2 separate regions of the Homo sapiens genome follow, and region 2 is linked to region 1. The links are chromatin contacts, found by Hi-C in ENCODE. All regions are on one chromosome and are shown on one strand. The core of a region is the stretch at or near the end of the contact, and the rest is flanking DNA. Distances in the headings are between cores, read along the strand shown. Region 1 has its middle 48 kb from the start of IGLL5. Region 2 holds the start of CRYBB1 (crystallin beta B1).

What was found. Hi-C counts contacts between places; a loop is a spot of excess contacts on that map. Pooled maps may share reads with other maps.
Region 2: a loop to region 1 is called in a map with no recorded cell type, with 12 times the contacts of the local background. The contact joins the promoter of CRYBB1 here to the enhancer-like site in region 1. A Hi-C loop is called at or near these places in 2 of 37 single-sample maps with no recorded cell type and 2 of 50 pooled maps.

The regions. Positions count from the first base shown.
Region 1 is chr22:22,933,647-22,937,945 of GRCh38, forward strand. No RefSeq gene overlaps it. Among named protein-coding and RNA genes, the nearest start is that of IGLL5, 48 kb to the left of the region's middle. RefSeq lists a silencer at 552-641 and an enhancer at 1,812-2,191. Within about 2 kb of position 2,050, at least 4 of the 41 ENCODE cell types and tissues checked have a DNase peak (open chromatin) inside an H3K27ac peak, as active enhancers do.
Region 2 is chr22:26,615,408-26,620,064 of GRCh38, forward strand. CRYBB1 (crystallin beta B1) reads right to left here and starts at 2,620. Exons shown (of 6, transcript NM_001887.4): 1 at 2,570-2,620; 2 at 733-931. The coding sequence starts at 912. It also overlaps a transcript of CRYBA4 not described here. RefSeq lists enhancers at 1,674-2,351, 3,030-3,705.

The DNA of each region.
Region 1 (4,299 bases), core at 800-3,299:
TCAAGGACTGAAGGGCAGAGAGAGGACGGGTGTGTTAGGGGTGAGTGTGAGCAAAGGTATAGGAGTGACCACAGCATCCCTTCTTCCCACAGGGCCACAGTAGTGCACAAGGGCCCTCATGGAAGCACCCTGAAAGCTCACCTCAAAGGCCCCATACTCTGTCCCCCACGTCACCTGGCCTGCCACCCTACTTAATACCCAGGAAGTCCTTGGAGTCTGTGCCACATGGATGGGCTCCAAGATGGACCAGGCTTCCAGGGGGGCAGGGAACAAGGGAGAAAAGAGGTCTGGGCCCTGCATAGGACACAGGTAGTGACCACCCGGTGGAGGAGAGGGAATGAGCAGAGGATGCTGGGAGCCAGGCCCAAGGCAGGGCCCTGCAGGGTGCACAGTTCTCTGGGTTGGACGGTGGACCAAGGCCATGAACATTCATGCTGGTCCAGGCCAGTGGACCAGAGTGCCCCAAGCCCCAGAGCTCTGCAGAGGGGCAGGGGCAGGGCCCAGAGAGAGCAAGGCCGAGAGTAGAGGCCCTAAACCTCAGGTCTGACCACATCTGCAACTCTACAGGTAGCTGCATCCTGTGTTGAGACGCTATTGAGTGGCCTTATCGTCCCGTACCATTTATAAAACACGTGGACACATGTTATCCACCTGAGCCACTCAGGGATTCTGTGAGGCCACAGCCAGAATCATGGTCCCATTTCACAGGTAGGAAAACTGAGGCCCAGAGCAGTTAGATCCCAAAAAGCCAGAGCCAGCTCTGTGGTGTCCTGACTTCCAGCCCAGGGCCTCCCATCTGACAAATGGAGAAACAGACCAGGAGAGAAAGGGATCTGCCCGAGCTCACATAGGCGCCCCTGTGTGGAGGGGCCCATGTAGAGGGGCCCATGTGGAGGGGACCTGTATGGAGGGTGGCATGTGGAGGGGCCCACGTGTGGAGGGGCCCATGTGTGGAGGGGCCCGTGTGGAGGGATCATGTGTGGAGGGGCCCGTGTGGAGGGATCATGTGTGGAGGGGCCCATGTGGAGGGGCCTGTGTGGAGAAATCATGTGTGGAGGGGCCCATGTGGAGGGGCCTGCGTGGAGGGGCCCGCGTGGAGGGATCATGTGTGAAGGGGCCCGCATGGAGGGGCCTGTCGGTAGGGTGCCAGGTAGAGGGGCCCATGTGGAGGGGATCTGTTGGAGGGTGCCTGTGTGGAGGGGGCCTGTGTGGAGGGGACCTGTGTGGAGGGGCCCGTGTGGAGGGCGCTGTGTGGTGGGACCCGTGTGGAGGAGCCTGCATGGAGAAGACCTGTATGGAGGGTGGCTGTGTGGACCACTGCCCTCTGCCAGAGACCAGATTGTTCACTTCCTCCACCATTCCACAGCTCCAGCCCCATTTCAGGGGTGCAGAAAAGAGGCCTGAAAGCAGCATGGATGAGAGTTAGGGCTACAGGCCCTGATGGCCATTCCTTCCCTGTGCCTTGGGAGATGCAAGGAAGGAGGGTGGCTGCAAAGGCCTGTGGGAGCCCAGAGCACTGTTCTTCCCAAAGGGGCATCTGCCCTGGGAGCCCAGACCTCAGTGTCAGACAGAGAAGGGGTCCCCCCACCATGCTCAGCCCTCATCAACCCTTGACCTTGAGCAATCTGCTTCTCTTCTGTAGCCCTCAGTTTCCTCATCTGCCCAAGGGGGTGATAAGAGTCCCTCCCCACAAGGTAGGTTTGCGGATTGAGATGATGCCTAAGCTGTGCCTGGCCTATGGGGACCCTCACCTACCCTCAGTCATTGCTCTTGCCTGGGCCTGCGGGTGACACTGTGTGAACCTGGGCAAATGCCTTTGCCTTCCTGGGCCCAGCCTTCCCTCTGGTCAAGGAGGAACTGGGTCAGGGACCCCGAGTGCCAGCCATTCAGGAAACCAGCAGATTCCTGGGTGAAGGGGTTGGCCAGGGAGGCCTGAGATGGGAGTAGGGTGGGGGCCAGGCCAAGGGATGGGGTTGGGGGATGCGCTTTCCCAGCTCTGGTGGCCCTGCCTGCAGCTGGCCACCCCTGGAAATCCCCAGGCTAAATTTAACCCCAAGTTGGCTGAAACCAGAACTCAGAGTGACAAAAGGAGAAAAATAAGAGGAAGAGAAACTGAGCTCATGGCCACCCGGGCATGGGATGAGTGACAAACAGGCCCAGGTGTGGCCCAGGAGGAGCATGGGGCAGTTTCAGGGCTGCTGCTGGATGTTTGTGCAGCTCACAGGTGGGGGCAGTAGAGCCTGCGCCCCACCCCACCCCCTCCTAGTCCAGCCCCTGGGCCTGATGCTGCCCCCTGGCTGCCTCCCCACACCCTGAGCTCCATCCTGGGTCCCAGGGTCCACCAGAAGGCATCTCAGAACCAGCCAGCAGTGGCCCTGATTGTCAGCAGGACCCCAGGGAGGGGGGTGGCCAGGACAGGGCTCTGAAGCCCCCACCCCAGGACCTTCCCTGGGCAGAACGAGTTGGTGAGGGAGTGATGAGCAACCACAGGCCTCCTAACTTCCCAAGCTGGCGATTCTGAGAGGCCTCAAGGCTGAGACACGGTTCAGCCTTTTAGGCCCTCCTGAACGTGTCCCCTGTCTCCACAGCCTGGGAATGCACTCTCTTTTGACCCAGAAATCCTGCTCATAAGAATTTATCATGGAGATGCCAGAGAGCCAGTGCATGTGGATGTTAGCCAGGGAGCTAACAGCAAAACGTGACAGAAAAGAGCCCGAGAGCAGATGCCAGCCTCACATCCACATCCCCAGATGGCCTTGGAGAAGGGCCATAGACAGATGTTCACAACAGGGCAAGAAGAAGTGAGGAAAGAAGTTCCCATCTTTGTGATAAGCCCATGATTTCATGCAGAAAAAGATCTGGAAGGCGCCATACCAACGCGCTAACAGGGCCTCTTGGGCAGTGCAGGATCAGAGACTTGCTTTGTATTCTTATTTAATTTTTCCTGTTTTCAGATTTTATAATCGGAGAACAAAACATTAAGCCAATTTAAGATGTAAGATCCTATAAAAATGCTGTATTCGATGATGCGAATGGCATCTGAAAAGCCTTGAACATATTATCCCAAAGAGGCCACCAGATAAGACGTGACCTGTGTGTGCATGAATCCCTGCATTTTTATCCATACCTAGATGCACATCCGTATCCACATCTATTCCCCGGGGCTACCGGTTGCGGGGGTAAACTGTAGGTAATATTGGTTTTCATTTTGTACATCTAACTTTTTTCATTTTTTGACAATCATTATACATTTATTATTATGAAAAATAGAAGGTTTTGTCACTTAAATCAACATGTTTATTCCAATTCACTTAACATTCAGCAAATATTTCTTGTGTGTCTGCTACACCCACAACAGTCAGGGTGCAGGGTTTGAGATTACACTGATGAGAAGACAGAGTGTTCTCTCTTGAGGAGTAGTACAATGGGGGATTATATGGAAGAGGTCACTACGATCCTAACATGGATTCGCATCCTGTATGTCTTAGGTGCTGCCCAAAGCCCGAAATTGTCTCACAGCTCCAGCCAGCTCAGAGGCAGGAAGCCCAGGGAAAGTTGCTGAGTCATAAAAATGGAAAGAGAGGGCATTCCAGGGGGGATGAGTACCTAGCAGCCGACATTTAGCAAAGAGGATTGGAAAATGAACCCCCCCTTAAAATACAGTTAAACACAGAGGAGGGAGCAACTGCAAACAAAAAGTTTAAGCGATTTCTGCAAAGAGCAATAAAAGCCATAGAGCAGCTTGGGACAAGGTCAGGTCAGGATGAGCAGAAGTTGGGAAGGAAAGAAGGAAGCCAGGATGGACTTGGAGAGTTTTTACCAGTTCCTCAGGCAGGAAGAATTGTATGGTAGGTCAGAGCATATTTCTAGGAAGACCTCGGTTGACAAATTTCTCTGCCACTGAGAGATGACAATTTACCTTGGTAGCTAATCTCTCTCCTCATGTTCCCATCTATTTGATATTGATTTAATATGAGTAGCTACCTCCCATGTGTATAATAGGAAATGTATGGGAGAATGCATATTAATTCCTGAATAGAATATCTGGTTCCATGAATGATGGAAGTTGGTTTAGAATTTATTATTGGAAACTCACCCTGCACTACCTATAGTTGGTTTATTTTAATTATACTTATATTCATTATATAGTAACTCATATATATTTGTCATTTCTTTTCTTATATTCAAAAAGTCTCTACATAAATAAACTCTGCACCTATGGTCATTGCTGGGTATCTGTTCTATACACAGCAAGGAGCCAGACGCCCTATCTTACTTGTTCACTTTCCAGCTTCTCCT
Region 2 (4,657 bases), core at 1,370-3,869, 3.7 Mb after region 1:
GCGTGTGCAGGTGTAGCCTGATTGCCAGGTGTCCCTTCAGCTGTGAAGCGGTATGGTTTGGTTGTTGTTATTGCACAACTCAACTATAGGTCCCCTTTTTCTTTCTATTCTTTTCTTTTTTTTTTTGATGGAGTCTCCCTCTGTTGCCCAGGCTGGAGTGCAGTGGCATGATCTCAGCTCACTGCAACCTCCGCCTCCTGGGTTCAAGTGATTCTCCTGCCTCAGCCTCCCAAGTAGCTGGGATTACAGGCGCCCACCACTACGCCTGGCTAATTTTTGTATTTTTAGTAGAGACAGGGTTTCACCATGTTGGCCAGGCTGGTCTCGAACTCCTGACCTCAGGTGATCCACCTGCCTCGGCCTCCCAAAGTGCTGGGATTACAGGCATGAGCCACTGCGCCCGGCCCCACTTTCTCCAAGTGTGTCAGAACCCCTGGCTATTTTATGGGCTCCCAGATTGGCTGGGCCACACTTGTGTCCCAGAAGGAGGAGGGAGGAGGAGGCCAAGGTGAGGGAAAAAGAGAATAGGGACAGAGGATAAGAGTCTGGGGAGGTGGAGAAGAAGAAAAGGGAGAGTAAATAGAAAGGAGAGAAAATAAGCCAAGAAAAAGGAGGAGAAAGAGGTGCGGAGGAGTAAGAGGTGAAAGAGGAAGAGGAGGAGGAGAAGAAGGAGGAGGAGGGAAGGAAGGAAAGAAGGCATGGCACCCAGCCACTGCACCCCCAGGTCCTTACCCTGTAGTTCCCAGGAGGCAGTTCCGCCGCCTTGGCGCTGGTAATAGGCACGGTTGTTGGGGCCAGGGTAGTGCCGGGACTAGGGGATGTTCCTGCAGGTGGGGCCCCCTTCCCCTTGGTGTCAGGCCCTGGGTTCACCGCCACTGTGGCCGAGGCCGAGGCCTTTGCAGCCTGAGACATGGTTCCCGCCTGCAAAAGTCTGTAAAGAAACTCTGGCCTTCAGGGATGACACCCCCAAACTGCCTCCTGCCCTCATAGCCCCACATCCTGTGCTTTCAGCCTCCTTGGAGCTCGTTTCCTCTCTATCTCCTTCTGAAACGGTTAAGCCTGGAAGTTTTTCTTTCATCCCTACTTCCCAGCCAAGACCTTCCCGTCTGGGGGCCACTCATCCCACATATATCCTTCCTCCAGGCTTTTGACCATGCGGTTCCCTCCACTAGCTGTTCCACCCTCCATTACCCCGCTAGGTCCTTCCTTAGCCCCCTGCAATTTTCCACACTGCTTATCACACTGATTTGCTTGTGCAACTCCAATTTGCCTCCCTAGACTAATAACAAGAAGTCCCATTTGGGAGTACTTAAGGTGTGCCAGGCACTGTGACATACATTAATTAACCCATCTGACCATGAACCTCACCCGATGGAGTAGCTGCTATCATGATCCCCTCTGAGCAGCAGGGGGCTGGAGAAGGAAGGGGCCCAGCTCAGGCCCAAACAGCTACTAAGTGGTAGGGCTCTGATTTCAACTCAAGGAAATGGAGCCAGCAACTGGGCTTTTAAAGTATTCTGCCATTTGCTTAATCTGATTTATTCACCGTCCATCCCTAACACTTGCTCTGCACCTGGCACATAGGAGATGCCCAATTAACATTTGTTCAGAGAATGAATGAATGCATGCTCCCAGCTCCTTTCCCCGTCTGCTTCCTCTGAGGGGTTGGTGTATGGGTGCAAATACAGGCCGGGGACTGAGGCTTATGGGAGGACCCAAGAGGATGTATTTACTGCATGTGGAGGGTTCTGAAAATGAGGACTGGGGCTGGGTAGGCTTTGGGTGGAGAGGGCTTTGGTCAATTCCAGTGGTTCCTTGTTGCTTTGGGGTCGTGGACTCCTTTGAATGTTTGATGAATACCTCAACTTTGTCCCCGGACAAAAATAATGCTCTCTTTAACTTTGGAGACAATGTTAAGGGATTTGAGGACCCCCTGCTAGCACAGATTAAGACCCTCTGGTCAAGCTGATTCCCGAACACATTCTGTAAGGCGGAGCTAGTTGGGATAAGCACATCCCTCCCCCAGCCTCCTCCAGGAAGGCTGTGCATATTCTGGGGTGCCCCCTGTTCACCAGGGGTGAGGCCAGACATCTGGACCACATCTGTGGCTTTAAACACTCCCCCAGGGCTGGCAGCTGGACTCATGCCTTCCTGGAGATATTCTCATTCTCTCTCTCTCCCTGCTTCACCCTCTCCCTCTGTTCCTCCTCTCTTCCCTGTCTTTGCCTCTCTATCTGTTTCTTACTTCTCTCCCTCTTTCTGCCTATCTGCCTGTCTGTTTCTCTCCCTCTCTGTTCCTCTCTCCCCCACTATCTCTCCCTCATTGTATCTTTGCTTATCTCTCTATCTGTCCTTTTTAATTATATTTACTTCTCTCTCTATTTCTGTCTTTTCTCACTCTCTCCCCTCTCCCTCTCCCTCCCTTTCTTCCTCTCTCCACTTCCGTCTTTATCTCCATGGCCCTGCTCTCTGACTCTCATGGCACTGCTATCTCTGCCTCCCTCTCTCTGTCTCCCTTTTCTCTTCCCCTCCCCTTCAGCTCTCAGCTGGGCTGTGGGTTCCCTCTTACCTGGGGACTTGCTACTTCCTGCTGGAGGACAGGCAGGCGGGCAGGTGCTATGGGTGACTAGAGTCCGACCCCCCATTTTATAGTCTGGCAGACATCAGGCCCTATAGTCTGTGGCACAAAGGGGAAGCTGGCTCAGCAGGCCTGGGCAGGGAGTGGGGGACTGGGGCCCTGACCTCGCCTGGATCACTGCAGACAGCAGCACTTTCCTTTGTGAGACCAGCACACACAGCAGAAACCCTGGCCACAGCAGCTTCACCTTCCAACCCTACCCTGACTCCTTTCTCAACAACCCCAGCCAGGGATGGGCCCCCAAAAGGGTCCCTGCTGGCTGCCAACATGGGGCAGGGAAAAGGGGAGACCCTGGGAGGCAGGAGACCAGAGTTTGAATCCTGACTCAGCCACTGCGCGCTGTGTGGCTTTTGGTAGGTCTCTACCCCTAGGGGGGCCTCTGTGTCTGCAATTATAAGGTGGGCACGTGTCCCTGTTGGATGCCATATAGAAAAGAAGGTGACAATGAGCACAGAAGCGTTTTGTAAAGGCAGATGTGGGTTTGATATGGACAGCCTTTTTTACGGAGTGCTTACTGTGTGCCGAACCCGTGTTATCTCGGTCAGTCCCCGGGACAATCTGCCTTATTTGGTACTTTCATTATGCCCATTTCACAGAAGAGGAAAGTGAAGGCACAGAGAGGTCAGAGCCAGCCCAGGCCAGCCAGCTCTGGGCCTGTGTGCTTTCTTCTCCTGCTGTCCAGCCTTGACCTTGGCCTGAGGCCCCCTGGCCTGACTTCCTCTTTGTAGGTTGGGGTGGGAATGGGAGAGTCGCACTGTGCTCAGCTGGGTTGGATATCGGAGACCTGGGTCTTTTTCTTTTCCCCACATTGGGCCCCATCCTTTCCTGACCTATCGACAGTGATCCCTCTCGCCACCCCAGTTCCCCGCCTCTACCCAGGCCACGTTATCTGACCTGGAGGACAGTGCTGGTGGCCAGAAATATGACTGCCTGTCCCAGAGCCTCCTGCCCTGGCAAGCCCCAGATGCCCACCACATCTTGTTCACCACTGGCCCCAGCACCTAGCTGGGCCTGGCTAGGTAGAGCTTGGCACATCATGGGTTCTCAGTCAATAACTGGTGACTCAATGGTGGTTCCAATGGATCGGAACAGAAGGTAGGGTACGGAGGAGATAGGGAAACCAAGGCAAGGAGAGAGAAGTAAGGAGGCAGATAGAAGTAACAGACAAAGAGAGAGGTGGAGACAGAGACACAGAGAGGCACAGGGGACATGGACAGTGAAGGAGCGAGAGACGGAGAGACAGAGGTCAAGTTGGGGTGATCAAGCCTCAGGACGGAGGAACAGACGCCAGAAATCACAGGGCCCAATCCTCCCATTTCACAAATGGAGAAACCGAGGCCCAGGTGGAACAAATGACTTCAACATAGTCACATGGCGGGAACTCACAGTACAGCTGGGGTCAGAAGGAGCCTGGGGAGCTGCTCAGCTAGGTCACCTGCAGTCGGCTCCCCAGTCCCAGGCAGGGTATATTGCGGGGGCATCTGGATAGGCTCCTGTCTCTTCTTTTTCGGGGTTCTAGGCTCCCCGTGGAGCCCAGCTCTGTCTTGAACTCTCCCTGGCCTGGAGCCAGCTTTGCCTCTGTCCCTCCACCACCCAGCACCCCCTCGCTTCCTAGCCTCTCCTTGGCCTTTCATCCTGGGCCAAGACTTGGTGGGTGGGGTGTGGGCAGGAACTGCAAGATGGGGTAGCCACTGGAACTGGGGCCAAGACGCCTGTGGTGAGGGCCCACCCACCAGTCTAGGCTTCAAAGCCAGGTCATCTGGGGCAGTTCCGTGCCCCCCCTAAAGCCCCAGGAATGGGCTGTCTGCCAGAGGGTGGGGGCAGAGAAGGGGGATGGCCCACCATGTTGGTGGCTCCACTCTGAGCATTTATTATTATTATTGTATCCTTCATTATATCTTTTTCTTTTTTGCCCTGTCTTATGGAGCCAATTTATTTTCTTTTCTTTTTTTCTTTTCTTTTTTTTTTTTTGCATTGTCCTGTACTCCTCAGTATAAGGATGAAGTCTCTGGGATTAAC